2 separate regions of the Homo sapiens genome follow, and region 2 is linked to region 1. A link is a contact called in ENCODE Hi-C data. All regions are on one chromosome and are shown on one strand. The core of a region is the stretch at or near the end of the contact, and the rest is flanking DNA. Distances in the headings are between cores, read along the strand shown.

Region 1 (4,238 bases), core at 1,092-3,591:
CCCATCTACTCAGATGTCCTGTCTTCACAGGGGCCCTCTTTGACCACCCTCTGTAAAACTGTACTCATATTATTCACTATTCTTTACCTTGACCCTGTATTTTCTTAGCACTTATCACTATTCGATATAACATTTTATATTCTTCACCACCAACCCAGACTAGAATGTCAGGTCCCTGAAAGTGAGGTATGTGCCATACTCACCACTTTCTCCCCAGTATCCAGAGTGGTGTGTGGTACATAGCGAAACTCAGTAAGTATTATTGAATGAATGAATGAACACAGATGACTAGAAAAATTTCTAGAAAATTTTAAAACATGGGCATATTAGCCATGAATTTAATTTATAGTTTTGTTGTTTTCTTTTGGGTATTCAAAAATATAATTTCATTTGTTTATATCTCTAATGAGATAGTACAGTATTTGTGATTCTTCTAGTGTGATGGCATGTACAGTTTCATTGGTGAGTATATGTGACCTACTGTGCCAGGTGGAAATGGAGTGAATGAACATTTTGGGGGGAACTAAAAAGCAATTTTCAACCTTTTTGATAAGCTAGGTTAATACTGTCTTCTCAATAAAAAGTACTTTTTCTTCCTCTTATAATGTTCATGGTCTTCATCTGTATGTGTATATTGCCGATTTAGGAACTAAAGCCGAAATGGATCTCAGACTATTTCCCACAGACTGGTAGCTGTATCCCCTCTGTCAGCAAGTATTTGATATCTTCAGTGAAAATTGTTTCTTTTTCCACTTTTAGCTTCTGTTTAGTTTTACAAGTCTAAACAATTTTTGGCAAGTGCTAGGGGCTCACCTGATGCACTTTTTAATGCATTCCACTCCTCGTTGTTATTTTCTCTGTCCAGTACACATGGTGCTCCTTCCCCCTCATTGCCATCCCACTTTGGCAGAAAGCATTATGGATGCTGTGTATGTAGACTCATCACCCAAGCCAGCATGCATGGGAGAGGGGGCCTCTAGAATAATAATTGTTACTTGGTGTTCTCTGTACTACTCTGTTTAATCTCCCTGCTTACCACTTACTGCCTTCGTAAAGTAAGCTCAATACAATTATTTATTGCAATTTGTGTAGAATGTCAGATGTGGAACAGACTTTGCACACTCATCAGATCCAGCCCCTTTGTTATTTAGATACAAAGACTGAGCCCTCAGAGAGGAGTCTTGCACTAGACTCTAGACCTCCCTTGGGCAGGGGACTTTCTTGTTCACTGTTGATTCCTGCTTGTCTAATACAGTGTCTCCATGTAATAGGTGCTCAATAAAAAATATTGCATTTTTCAAAGTCTCATATGTAAGTAGTGATGGCAGGGCCAGAACTTGAACCTTGCATCTCCTAGTTATTTGTTCATTGTCACTGCCACAATTATCTCATTGTAGTTTAAAGAGAGTCAGCTTCCAGTCTTTTAAAATACAATTACCTTTAATTCATCTGTGGTAAACAAACAGCAGCTGTCTCTCATTGGCATGGCCGCAGTTCCACCACTGAGCAATTCTAGAAACTGACACTATTAACCATTCTGCTAAAAAGGACTCTTCTACTCATATGATATCCTGGCTGTGTCCAAAGTGTAATATTTAATTGCATTTTCTTAATCTTTACCACTGTATTGCTAAGCTTTCTAATACCTTCAAAATACCAAATCTCAGGCTTATCCTAATTAAAGAATCTCAATTTAATCCATAATGCATGACAATTCAATTTGTTGATTGCTTTTTCTCCCCCTCTTTGTGAAATTCCCGTCAAATGTATTAATTCAACATGATGAATCCTGTATTCAACCCACTGGAGTGAATAATTAAAATTAGCTGATAAAACTTTCAGCAGAATTACTTTGTGAAATTGCTGAACAGATGTGTCATTTTAATGAAAATCCACAGACAAGCTCCTTCTCCCCCTCGGCAGGATAAAAATATTATCCCCTCGGCACATACTTAATTTGGTGGTAAATACACTCGGAGCGATTGCTGGAAGGGAAGAAAAAGCAACTTGTCACACTTAGTAACTTGATTTTTCCCCAGCATGCAGTAACAGCTATCTACAGTAATTCATAGTGCTCTATTGTTGCTGCAAGTCCCAAAGAGAACTTATTAAAATGCAATAATCTCCTATTTAAACAGAAACAATAACCATTAAATTTCCTGTGGATCCAAAATTGAGCACAAGCCCCATCTGGTAAGAGTGATTAGAGGCCTGATGAGGGAATTTAATTTGCAACATTCAAAGACTAAATCTGAGCAGATCTTGTCACCTGGGACTCGAGTGCTGCTTGCTGTCTTCTTAAAAATCTCGACCTAAACTGAAAATGGAATGTAGAAGTGAAAATGTTACCCAGGGGCCACCCCCAACAGTATTGTGTTTCATTATGTCTCCAGCAGGCCTAGTGAGCAGAGGGGATTTTAGTGCTGTCCGCTTTAGCTTTGCCGGCAAGGCCTTTTGACAGGACCAACACTAATGCTGTCATTTCCTCTACTGCCCTGTGCATCTGTCATGTGGCTGCCCCTCTTAGATCGTGGACTGCCTGCTCCCTCCCTTCTTATTTACTTTCCTCTTTTAGCTTAGCAAGTCCTCTCTCTAACTTTAAGAGTTCTCTAGATCTCACCAGTCTCCCTTTCCTGTCCAAGGAGTCAGATGCTTTCAGCAGGCTACTTTGAGCACCACTGTATCATGCTTTACATTTTATGTCTCCTCCTTGCCTATAGACAGTACCCCCTCTGAGTTTATTATTAGTGTTTTTTTTTTAACTGTAGGAGGACTAAGATTTATTGCATGTTATTAGTAAATACAAATTGTCATTTTCCTCCTCTTCTTAGCTTTTCTCTTACAATCCCCCACCTTATTTATATTACTTCTGAGCTCCAGAGAAACAAGATATGCGTGCACTCATCATCAGAGAGATGTGTTTCTGTGTATGTGTGTTTGTGTGTGTGTGTGTACATGCACTTGTTTGTGTGTGGTTATAGGCCTGATCAGACAGATGTCAGTTTATCAATTAGTAGAACTCCCTAATTAAGTATTTGCTTTGAGCAATAGAGCTCTTATTGGTTGTGAGGTAACTTGGCAGGAGGGAGGCAGTTACCGATGTAATAGAGATGCCTGAGCAGATAGTTTCGTTGAGCAGATACTATTTGATGTCCTTTAATCATCAGACTCCTCCACTTTTCCTTCTTCTGGGCTCCTGATTTATCCCTAAACAATCAGAGCCTCTCCTCCATAATTTTATGAACTACAAAATTTACAAAAATGTTTTACAAACCCTCTGCCTCCCCAGTATCTTCTCCAGCCCCCATGTCTTGGGGCAGGCCACATCAGGTCTCTCTGGCTGCTTCCTTTCCCAGGCCCTACTACCTACTCTGGCCCATCATATGTCTTTTGAGAAGATGATTTTTCAGTTCTTTTCTTTAGTTTAGAAAATCAGAATTAATTGATTAATTTTTAACCCCTTCTACCTTTCTCCTCCCCTACCATATGAATTCATGCAGAGCCAGCCCTGCAACCTAATTTTTTTTGTTTTGTTTTTGAGACAGAGTTTCCCTCTTTTTGCCCAGGCTGGAGTGCAATGGTGCGATCTTGGCTCACTGCAACCTCTACCTCCGGAGTTCAAGGGATTCTCCTGCCTAAGCCTCCTGAGTAGCTGAAATTACAGGCACCCACCACCATGCCTGGCTAATTTTGTATTTTTAGTAGAGACAGGGTTTCCCCATGTTGGCCAGGCTGGTCTTGAACTCCTGACCTCAGGTGATCTGCCCACCTGGGACTCCCAAAGTGTTGGGATTACAGGCGTGAGCCACCATACCCGGCCCCTGCAACCTAATTTTTAAGGAGAGGTGGTAAGGTTCATTCCATGAATCATACCACTTGGAATTCTTGAAAAATTAATTGCATTTATTGCACACCTACTCTCTGTAAGGCAATGTACATAAGAATGGAGGAGATACTAAGAAAATTGAGTCCCACTCCTATTGCCGATCGGGAAAGTACGGCATAAGCACATGAATATTTAGAGGTCCTGTGGTTTAAGTAACGGTAGGTAAGGAATCATTGGGCCAGATGGGATCAGTGACTCACTGAATATTATAATCAGAGATGTGAGTGCAGAATAAGGAGGAGATATGACTGGGGACTGGTGTAGTTCTTAGAGGTTGCCTGAGCTGGCTAGCGTGACATTCCTACTAAGCAATGAGCCTAGCAACCAGAATCTCCCAGCCCCGGTAGCCAAG
Region 2 (4,238 bases), core at 1,167-3,666, 540 kb after region 1:
CTTCCTGGAAGTCAGGCTACACACATCCCCCCGCTTGCCTGGGGTCAGGAAGTTATTGTACTGCACGGCTCTTTGGCCCTCTATTTTTAATGTGCTAGGGATCCTTTTGTACTCTAGAGCTAAATAAAATATCCATTATGCTTTGGTTATGTTGTTTATTCATAATTTATTACCACTGCCTGCTTCCAAAAAAGGAATCTGAAGTTATACGATAGATACAATCTTGCCTCATTGTTATTTGTAGTCATCTTTATACGAAATATGAAAAAATCTTTAACAATATTGTCTTTTTACCTACATAAGGGCAGTCAGAAATTGATAACCAGAGTTAGATAGAAGTTTAAAATGACTCAACTATGTAAGTATGTCATGATGTATAGTGAACTTCTGGAAAATGTCTAATAGCTATAAATAATGTAAAGTCATCAATGTAAGGGTATTGGTAAAGAGAGCCTAATTCTCCTGGATGGATGGAAAGGACACCTCTCCCCAGATACCAGTTAGTAGACAGCTTTAAAAGCCAGGGGTCTGAAGGCCATTCTCCCTCAGACCTACCCGGTGTGGTTTGGAGCTCAAAACAGTGAAACTCCTGGTGTGTGATGTGAGCAAATCATGTTGCCAGAGGGCACATTGCTATTGATTAAACTTGTACAGGGGCTTGTCAGCGTAGATGTACCAAGGCTTGTGAAGTGGGGGAGGGGACACTTGGCACTTTTGATAGTGTGAAAATGGGTTAATTATTCTCTAAAAGGGCTTCATTTAAAAGTAAAATTCTAACATTTTAATTTCCCCTCCTAATGAAGCACTACAAATTTGTTAATTAGAGCAATTGTTTGAGTGACAGGCATGTAACCAAGTTGTCATTTTCTCTTCACAGTTGACAGATCCTTTCAGACCTATGTTAAGGGTAAGAAAGCTTCTTATAGAACTGTTTTGCAACCTCTATTTGACTCCCTGTGGGTTAAAAATACAAGTCTATTACAAGGAAATAAGCCATAGAAATGTTGGAATAAGACATTGGAATGACGGTGATTGGGTTTTTCAGATAGTGTGATTGAAAATGGCCTAAACTGTTTTGCTTTGACCGTTGGAGGCCATTGGCTTTTTTTTTTTATCTCTACAACAGAGAAAAGTCAACGAGTCCGATCTCTTGTTAGCAGTTCTGGTAAAAGGTTTGACTAGTTGGAACTTAAGGGGAAAGACTGAAGCTATAGGCTGAAGTTAGTCTCTCTTGCACTTAGAAAATATGTAGCTGGGTCCATTTATTTTGGCTGGTGGCTCCCTCTTTCTGTAGTAAGTGACATTGACTTGCCATAGCCGTTTGACCTCCTTTTAAGGTGCAGGAAGGAGGTACTATAAGCATCTGGTTTGTTAACATCTTGCTTAAAGCAAATTGTTCTCGAGGTCTGGAGACTGGCCAGTGTGATGACCTCTAAATGAATCCTGGTGGTTGGGGGTAAGACAGACATGATGAATTGTTGGACAGAAGATGGATGGACAGCAGATTTCTTGCTATGCATAACTCATTTCTAGGGCACATAATCAGATAATTTGATTTCTCCAGGGGAAAAAGGAGAATTGTGTCATCACTTAGGTGAGGCAGTATATTATTTGTGATTTCAAACTACCCATAATTTCATTGCAAGAGAAGAGAACTGACCCAGACTTGCATTTAAGTATATATTTTCGGAACTAACTCCATACTGTAGAAACCAGAAGCTTCTGTTCTTCGCCGATGTAGAATGAGGCTGTGTTTTCTTCTCATCTGTCCAGTAGTCACTGAGCGCGCACGCCGAGCTTATGGGTAGATTACTTAGCAGAAATGAAGTGAAAAGGTGGTCCCTGCCCGCTGACTGGTAGAAGAGAATACACTCACAGCACTCCACTCCTTATAAAGCAAGACATGAAATAATTGGGGAGATGTGGATTCAAATTCAACCCCAGAGGGTGGAGGATGGACTTGAGATCTGCAGAGGCCTAGATAGAGAACAGGAAGGAAGGAATATTCTTCTCTTTGTTTCTTTCTTTAAACTTAGGAACAGCGCCCACCAACACGAATGGGTAGTTGACTCTTAGCATTTACGGTAACTGGGCTTCAATCAAAATGTGAATTTCTTTGTACCACTTTGGGGGTTAAAATAAAAACCACCACGGTCTTGGGGGAGGTTAGGACAGGTTCTGTACCCTCTCTTATTTTGATTTGACTCACAGACATTCACTAATGAGCTCTTCTGAACAGCTGATTTGCATTATAGCATGGCAACATTTGTTAAGTAGGGCTTCCCACTCTACCAGGTCTGCCAGCTGGCAGCAGAAAAGAAAGAGAAGAGGCACAGAGTGGGATTCAGGCTTTTGCCGTCTTGTCCTTGGTAACCGGGGAGGCCCTTGTCAATGTGGTTTTCTGAGTAGCAAACCCACGTGGGGAGAGAGGGGGAGCTGGCTGTGACTCCCTTATGACTGGGCGCTGGAGAGCTACTGATGGAAGGCACTTGGAGAGTACAAAGCACTCTTGTTTCACGAAAAAAGCCTCTGCAGCCAAAATCTGCTGAAAGCTTTGGGGAAATTGAAGGTGGTTTTCTCTGAAATGTCTTCCTCCTAACCACGTTGCTCTTTCTTGTTCCAGAAACCAGGGAAGTGGTGTGCTATGCATGTTCACATCGCCTGGCAGATTTACCACCACCAACAGAAAGTCAAGGTCAGTCCGACCTTCGTGGTGTAGGGAAGAATGGGATGCACATGTGAGTGTGTGACGTGCTCGGGAGAACCTGATGAAGGAGGCATTTAAAACACATTTTACAGACCCATAGTTAGGAAGGATCAAGCCTCTCTTGGAAAAGCTACTCAGAAGTCTTACTTATTTTTTCCTAGAGTCAGGGTCTCACTCTGTTGCCCAGGCTGGAGTACAAGGGGACAATCATAGCTCACCACAGCCTTGAATTCCTGGGCTCATGTGATCCTCCCACCTCAGTCTCCCAAGCAGCTGGGACTTTAGGCATATACCACCATACTTGGCTAATTTCTTGATTGTTGTTTTTGTAGAGATAGATAGGGGTCTCACTGTGTTGCCCAGGCTGGTCTCAGACTCCTGGCCCCAAGCAGTTCTCCCACCTGAGCCTCCCAAGTAGCTGGGATTACAGTGCAAGTCACAGCAGCCAGCTCAGAAATCTTACTGTTAATTAGGGAAACCACTAGTGAAATTACAAAACAAAAGCAAACTGATAATGCCCCAGGGTTTTGTTCCCTTTATAATTTTGTCATTTTATTGATCCAAAGGTCTTGAATATGGATTAAATGCTAAAATAAAGCTTTTGGAAATAAAATTATAGTGACCAAGAATTAGAATACAGAAAATACTCTGCATCTGGGAAGAGCTACAAATGAATGTTGGGTTTGGGTTTTTGTAAAAATAGTGACTGGTGCATTCTTTTCATTTTATGGCTGTGGGAAAATGGTAGAGTCATGTGTGCCCTATATGAAGATGATGCCGCTGAACTGTCATTGGTCCTCCTGATGGTCAGTGCCAGGGATTGGAATACAGTCAGTACTTGCAGGAGCCACGTTCTGGCTAGTTACCTCGCTGTCCAAAGACGATTTTTCCTTTTTGTCTATATTTTCATCATAGGGATGAACATATTCCATGTTCTGCTAGAGCCTTTATGACTCAGTAGGGGAGAGATCAAGAACTTCTGCAAGTCCCTGGATACAGCATCAGCGCTTGGCTTAGGGAACAAAGTAACTGACAAGTCTGTATTTTACAGTCTGGGTATTTATAGGCTATGTTACGATGCCTGCAAAAATGGGAGCAAACAAGCAATCAAGTAACTCCAATAAGCTTCACTTAATCCATTTCTTCATGAACAAGCTTTTAGTCCTAACAGCATTTGGGAGTTCTCATGAAAGAAATACAGGAGACCAATGAGCCAGGAGATAGATAGAGCTCTTCATCACAGAAGAGACATGTTTTTAAAAGGGTTACGTGATTTTTAAAATAAAACAACCCAAGTTCCAGTCACTCTAGAGGCTGAGGCAGGAGAACCCCTTGAGCCTGGGAGTTTGAGTCCAGCCTGGGCAACATAGCAAGATCTCATCTCTAAAAAAAAAAAAAGAGTAAAAAATAAAAACCCGGTTAAAAGTTTTAAGATGCAAACCTCAGTAAATGAGGTCACTAAGATATTTTGCTTTGGTTGTCAGATACCTGCTCTTTCTTATAACATGCCATCAGTGAGTTTGGCTCATTT

What was found. A loop is a pair of places that touch in the nucleus more often than their neighbours do. Pooled maps may share reads with other maps.
Region 2: a pooled map shows a loop between it and region 1 (2.9-fold over the local background). The contact joins two enhancer-like sites. A Hi-C loop is called at or near these places in 2 of 37 single-sample maps with no recorded cell type and 3 of 50 pooled maps.

Annotation. Positions count from the first base shown.
Region 1 is chr7:70,235,915-70,240,152 of GRCh38, forward strand. The region is part of intron 4 of AUTS2 (activator of transcription and developmental regulator AUTS2); the gene reads left to right. Among named protein-coding and RNA genes, the nearest start is that of AUTS2, 640 kb to the left of the region's middle. RefSeq lists enhancers at 1,331-2,715, 2,024-2,133, 2,154-2,323, 2,644-2,723. Within about 2 kb of position 2,342, at least 3 of the 41 ENCODE cell types and tissues checked have a DNase peak (open chromatin) inside an H3K27ac peak, as active enhancers do.
Region 2 is chr7:70,774,480-70,778,717 of GRCh38, forward strand. It overlaps AUTS2 (activator of transcription and developmental regulator AUTS2), which reads left to right. Exons shown (of 19, transcript NM_015570.4): 13 at 878-907; 14 at 2,624-2,695. Among named protein-coding and RNA genes, the nearest start is that of GALNT17, 360 kb to the right of the region's middle. Within about 2 kb of position 2,417, at least 5 of the 41 ENCODE cell types and tissues checked have a DNase peak (open chromatin) inside an H3K27ac peak, as active enhancers do.